Regions from separate parts of the Homo sapiens genome. Here region 2 is linked to region 1. A link is an interaction called in ENCODE POLR2A ChIA-PET data of the cell type or tissue named here. Cell type or tissue: endothelial cell of umbilical vein. All regions are shown on one strand. Each heading gives the region's core, and the rest is flanking DNA. Links, peaks and the distances in the headings are about the cores only.

What was found. ChIA-PET counts read pairs that join two places held together with the same protein. Peaks named below come from ENCODE experiments on the same cell type or tissue, not always from the same donor. Only the 100,000 strongest peaks of a DNase experiment are listed, where the experiment ranks them.
Region 2: POLR2A ChIA-PET joins it to region 1 with 6 read pairs; 16 of 35 experiments call an interaction of 5 or more read pairs at or near these places.

What each region holds. Positions count from the first base shown.
Region 1 is chr22:40,917,631-40,920,539 of GRCh38, reverse strand. All of the region lies in intron 7 of XPNPEP3 (X-prolyl aminopeptidase 3), which reads right to left. It also overlaps the pseudogene RNU6-379P. Among named protein-coding and RNA genes, the nearest start is that of RBX1, 32 kb to the left of the region's middle. In endothelial cell of umbilical vein, for the core only: no CTCF peak of the experiment used is centred there; no DNase peak of the experiment used is centred there.
Region 2 is chr22:41,228,729-41,231,637 of GRCh38, reverse strand. L3MBTL2 (L3MBTL histone methyl-lysine binding protein 2) reads right to left here. Exons shown (of 17, transcript NM_031488.5): 16 at 1,982-2,098; 17 at 367-1,499. The coding sequence ends at 1,387. It overlaps CHADL (chondroadherin like), which reads left to right. Exons shown (of 6, transcript NM_138481.2): 6 at 1,908-2,125. The coding sequence ends at 1,934. Among named protein-coding and RNA genes, the nearest start is that of CHADL, 11 kb to the left of the region's middle. In endothelial cell of umbilical vein, for the core only: no CTCF peak of the experiment used is centred there; a DNase peak (open chromatin) is centred at 1,397; H3K27ac peaks cover 1,894 bases.

The DNA of each region.
Region 1 (2,909 bases), core at 320-2,819:
CACAACTGCTTTGGTATACTGGAGAAGGAATTCTGCCTCAAGACTATAATATAAACCCTGCCTGAGTTTGGACTGAAGTCTGCCCTATAGATTTTGGACTCAAGCCTTATACAGACCATTTCCATCTCCCCTGAAAGCCTCCTCATGTTCATTTCTTTTTTTCTTTTTTTGAGATGGAGTTTCGCTCTTTCACCCAGGCTGGAGTGAAGTGGTGCGATCTCGGCTCACTGCAACCTCTGCCCCCACCGGGTTCAAGCGATTCTCCTGCCTCGGCCTCCCAAGTAGCTGGGATTATAGGCGCCCACCACCACGCCCAGCTAATTTTTGTATTTTGAGTAGAGATGGGTTTCTGCCATGTTGGCCAGGCTGGTCTTGAACTCCTGACCTCAGGTGATCCACCTACCTTGGCCTCCCAAAGTCCTAGGATTACAGGCATGAGTCACCACGCCTGGCCCACATGTCCATTTCTAATCAATATCCCTACTTTCCGAGGCAAATGCTATTGTGATTATTTTGACCTTAGTTTGCCAAATCTAGAACATCATATAAATGGAATCATATAATATATACTCTTTTGTGTCTGGCTTCCTTCACTGAACATAATCTATGCTCAGTGAGGGTAGAAGGTTGTCTATGCAGTACATCCATGGTGGTGCTTCAATCAGTAACAAAAAACATTCGATCAGTAATTAAAATGTTCTTTTTTATTACTGAGTGGTATTCCATTGTATGAACAGACCACAATTTGCATATTCATTCTCCTGTTGATGGACATTTTGGTTGTTATACTATTGTGAATAAATGCTGTTATGAATGTCCTTGTGCAACCCTTTTTGTTGAGAAATGTTTTCATTTCTCTTAAATACCTAGAATTTGGCTGGGCATAGTGGCTCATGCCTGTAATTCCAGTGTTTTGGCAGGCCAAGGCAAGAGAATCGTTTGAGCCCAGGAGTTGCAGACCAGCCTGGGCAACATAGCGAAACCGTGTCTCTACAAAAAAACAAAATATTAGCCAGGCATGGTGGCACGTGCCTATAATCCCAGCTACTTGGGAGGTTGAGATGTGAGGATCGCTCTCTGCCTCAGCCAACCAAGTAGCTGAGATTACAGGCACCTGCCACCACACCCAGCTAATTTTTGTTATTTTAGTATGGACGGGGTTTCACCATGTTGGTTAGACTGGTCTCGAACTCATGACCTCAAGTGATCCACTCGCCTTGGCCTCCCAAAGTGCTGGGATTACAGGTGTGAGCCACTGCACCTGGCCTTTTTACAATGTACTTCTATTCTTCCAGCTGGATAATTTCTATTTATCTTCAAGTTTGCAAACTTCTGCTGTCTCCAATCTACAGTTAAGTCTACCTGGTGAATTTCCTGTTTCAGTTAATGTACTTTTCAGCTTTAAAATTGTCATTTAAAAATTTAAAAAATTTTTAATTGTAAAACAAAACACAGATATAAAAAGCCAAACAAATCAATCAAACATAAACCTTAAGAAATTATTCAGTGGCTGTATTAAAAATACAAAAATTAGCCAGGCGGGGTGGCATCTGCCTGTAGTCCCAGCTACTTGGGAGGCTGAGGCAGGAGAACTGCTTGAACCTGGGAGCCGGAGGTTGCAGTGAGCCAAGATTGCGCCACTGCACTCCAGCCTGGGCGACAGAGCAAGACTGTGTCTCAAAAAAAAAAAAAGAAAAAAAAATTATTATAAGGTGAATACCAGTCAGATAAAACAACAACAACAACAAAAAAAAAACCCACCAAAACTTGGCAGACTATCCCAGAATACCCTTCTATAGGTCCCAGAATAATGACAATCTTACCAACAAATATCCCTCGTCCTAACTTTTTTTTTTGAGATGGAGTCTCGTTCTGTTGCCCAGGCTGGAGTACAGTGGTGTGATCTCGGCTCACTGCGACCTCCACCTCCCGGGTTCAAGTGATTCTCCTACCTCAGCCACCTGAGTAGCTGGGACTGCAGGCACCCACCACCATGCCCAGCTGATTTCTGTGTGTGTGTGTGTGTTTTTAGTAGAGACAGGGTTTCACCATGTTGGCTAGGCTGGTCTCAAACTCCTGACCTCAGGTGATCCACCTGCCTTGGCCTCCCAAAGTGCTGGGATTACAGGCGTGAGCCACTGCACCTGGCCTAACTTTTTTATTTTGGAGACAGGGCCTTGCTCTGTTACCTAGGCTAGAGCACAGTGATGTGATCATAGTTCACCGTAACCAAAAATTTCAGGGGTCAAGTGATTTTGCCACCTCAGCATCCTAAGTAGCTGGGATTACAGGTGTGCGCCACCATAGTTGGCCAATTTTTTGTATTTTTTGTAGATATAGAGGTCTTGCTGTGTTGCCCAGACTGGTTTTGAACTCCTGGCCTCAACTGATCCTCCTGCGTCAGCCTCCCAAAACACTGGGATTACCAGTGTGAGCCACCATGCTAGCCATATCAGTTTATAGTCAGTTAATTGTGATTTTTTTTATTTGTGTGTACTGTTATTTACAGATTTTTTTTTTTTTTTTTTTTAGACAGAGTCTCACTCTGCTGCCTAGGCTGGAGTGTAGTAGTGCAGTCACAGCTCACTGCAGCCTCAACTTCCTGGGCTCAGGTGATCCTCCCACTTTAGTCTCTCTAGTAGCTGGGACTACAGGCCTGTGACACCATATCCAGCTATTTTTTTCTTTCATGATTATATATGGAATGCTTCACAAATTTGCATGTCATCCTTGCACAGGGGCCATGCTAATTTCTGTATTGTTCCAATTTTAGTATATGTGCTGCTGAAGGAAGCACTTTTAATGTTTTTTTGTAGAGATTGGGTTTTGCCATGTTGCCCAGGCTGGTCTGGAACTCCTGGGCTCAAGTCATCTGCTCGCCTTGGCCTCCCAAAGTGCTGGGATTACAG
Region 2 (2,909 bases), core at 183-2,682, 310 kb before region 1:
CAAGAGATCAATACTTCTATCTCCAACAAATCAAGCTGACCTCTAGGCACCAGCAACACGTGGTCATGCGCACATTCCCATTTCACACACACAAGCCAACTTTATGCCAGCCTATGCCAGGTGCTACGCACAGGCGGACACAGGCTCCATCTCTGGGGAACTCACAGTCTTTGGGGAGAATGGCACAACCGTAAAGAATGACAGCATGTGGCTAAGACAGGGAACTTGAGCTGATGACAGGCGACATTTCTTTACGGCCCTGCACACTCGTGTCTTGACTCACGTGGCCTTCATGATCGATACCACGAGGTGGGGGGGTGGGGTCAGAACACAATCTGCAAGGAATAGAGATCTAACAAACGGGACTCAAGCAAGCAGGGGGTTTAATTTCTCACACACAGAGTCTGGGGAGCCCAGTGAGGTTGCAATGGCAGCTAGATGTGTCCTCCAGCTCTGTCATCCTTGTCTTGAGGGTTCTGTGTTCACGGCCCCTCCAGGCATGGTTTCTTCATTTAGGTAGGAACAAAAGGCCAAAAGAACATACAAGCCCAGCTCTCTAGAGGCTCCAGTCAGAACTGGACCCTTTAACTACAAAGGAATCTTGGATGAATTATTTTTAGCGGGGCTTCAGGAGCAGGTAGCAGAGCCAAAGTGCACACTCAGGCCATCTTCCTCCCAATGTCCTCCCCGGGGGCATTTCCTTTAGGAAATGGGAGTCAGTCCTCACAAACACAGAAAGCAGCTCAAGGCCACCACACAGGTCGCCAAAATCCACATCCTGGTCACTGCTTCTTAGCTGCCGAGACAAGCTGGGTCCCCAACATCCCTGGGGAGCTAGGAGGAGCAGAGGACCAACACATGAGGCTGAGAGGCATTCTGCTTGGTGAATTTTTGAGGCAGAGGCTGCCCCCACCACACAACTCACTGTCAGGGGACCTTATCCTGCTCAGAGAGCTGCTCTAGAACTTAATTTACATGGCTCGTTCAGGCAGACAGAGTTCACTGTCTTGTATTCCACAGTGTGACAGTGGTGGCCCCATCCCTGGCAACTGAGGGCCGTGGCGGGTCGGGGGGAGGCCATCTTAAGGAAGAGCAGGCAGCTAGCGTTCCAGCTTTGGGAACTCTGGCTGGAAAAGGTGGTTCACAGACGAGTTCTGGGGCCTCAGGCGGCCCGTCATATAGACCTTTCCACAGGGGAGGGCAGAAGCAACAGGCGGGTCCCAGGAGACCCCAGCAGGTCCTCCACCGTCCAGCCTTCACAGCACCGGGCAGAATTTACACAGAGAGGATCAGTCTCCAAGCCAAAGTCAGGTGGAGGCATGGTGGTGGTGGTAGAGAAACGCTGGGCTGGCTTCCAGCTAGAAGCCAGGCTGGAGGCAGGAAGGCTCAGTCGTCTGTTTCCTGCTTGATGTTCTCGACGGAGACAGGCAGCTCTGGACTTGAAGCCTTGTCGGGCGAGGCCACGTCTAGATGCTCTTCCTTCACACGCACAGCAATGACTGAAGAGGGAGGGGAGGCGGGTGGGTGGGCGAGTAAATAACTCTGGGAGGGGTGGGGGCGGAGGAGCTGGGAAAGGGACCTGGCTCCCTACAGATGGGGGCCTAGGATGCACCTTCACCCTCCAGCTTCCCTTCTGGGAGGGCAGTGGCAGCAGCAAAGGGCCAAGGCCCCAAGCCAGGCAGGCTATGCCAACGACACTGCCATGTGCCAATCTGTCACCACCCTGCCAAGCACTAGAGGTAGGGGTAGAGATGGAGGAGGAGGAGGGGCCGGGGCCGGGCTAGAGGGGGACTCAGCTCCATTCACAGTTGGGGGCGTGTCTGGGAAACACCCTGGGTCCAGTGGTACAGGACTGCTTGGTGCCCAGAAAATGCCAAAGAAACCTGACTCTACTCTTCTGTGCCCAGGTGGGGAAGGAGAAGGGTCGTCTCTGAGCACGGAGCAGGCTGGTCCTGCCTTGACCCAGCCCGGTGGCTCTTACTCTCGCCAGGAACAGGCTCCGACGAGATCTTCCTGGCACCCTGAGGGTCGTCCTCCAGCAGGGGCTTCTTGGACCCCTGTCTGAGGGGTCGCGTCTTAGTGGGCGGGATTCTTTTCCCTTTGAATAAAAATGGATTCAAACCCAGCATTAGGGTTGTATTTAGGTAAGGCTTTATGGGATAGGTCTCACCCAGTGGTCAGGCAGCGTGGCAGAGGGAAAAGTGCCAGTTTGGGGACAGAAAGCCTGGACTCCAACTCTGACAACACATCTTATTGGCTATGTGCCCTGAGCTCAGATTCTCTCCAATGGGAAGTAATACCACCACCTCCCTCAAACCAAGCCCCAGGCAGTCGTGGTTGTAACTGCTTTTTAAAATCTTTTTTTAAATAAAAAGATTTTTTGAAGAGGGTCTCACTCTGTCACCCAGGTTTGAGTACAGTGGGGTGATCACAGTTCACTGCAGCCTTGACCTCCCAGGCTCAGGTGATCCTCCTACCTTAGCCTCCTGAGTAGCTGGGACTACAGGCCTGTGCCACCATACCCAGCTAATTAAAAATTTTTTTTAAATTAGGGGTCTCGCTATGTTGCCCAGGCTGGTCTCAAACTCTTGGGCTCAAGAGATCCTCCCACCTCAGCCTCTCAAAGTGCTGGGATCACAGGTGTGAACCATCACACTCAGCCCCCGTTTTTGATTGTTGATTTCTTCCCACAACATGCACCATTCCCGGTCCTACCGTTTGAATGGTACAGAGCCTCTGCCTGCTGGATAAATGCCACACCCTCACTCAATTTTTTTTTTTTTTTTGTGCGATGGAGTTTCCCTCTTCCGCCCAGGCTGGAGTGAAGTGGAGCGATCTGGGCTCACTGCCACCTCCGGCCCCCAGGTTCAAGTGATTCTCCTGCCTCAGCCTCCCAAGTAGCTGGGATT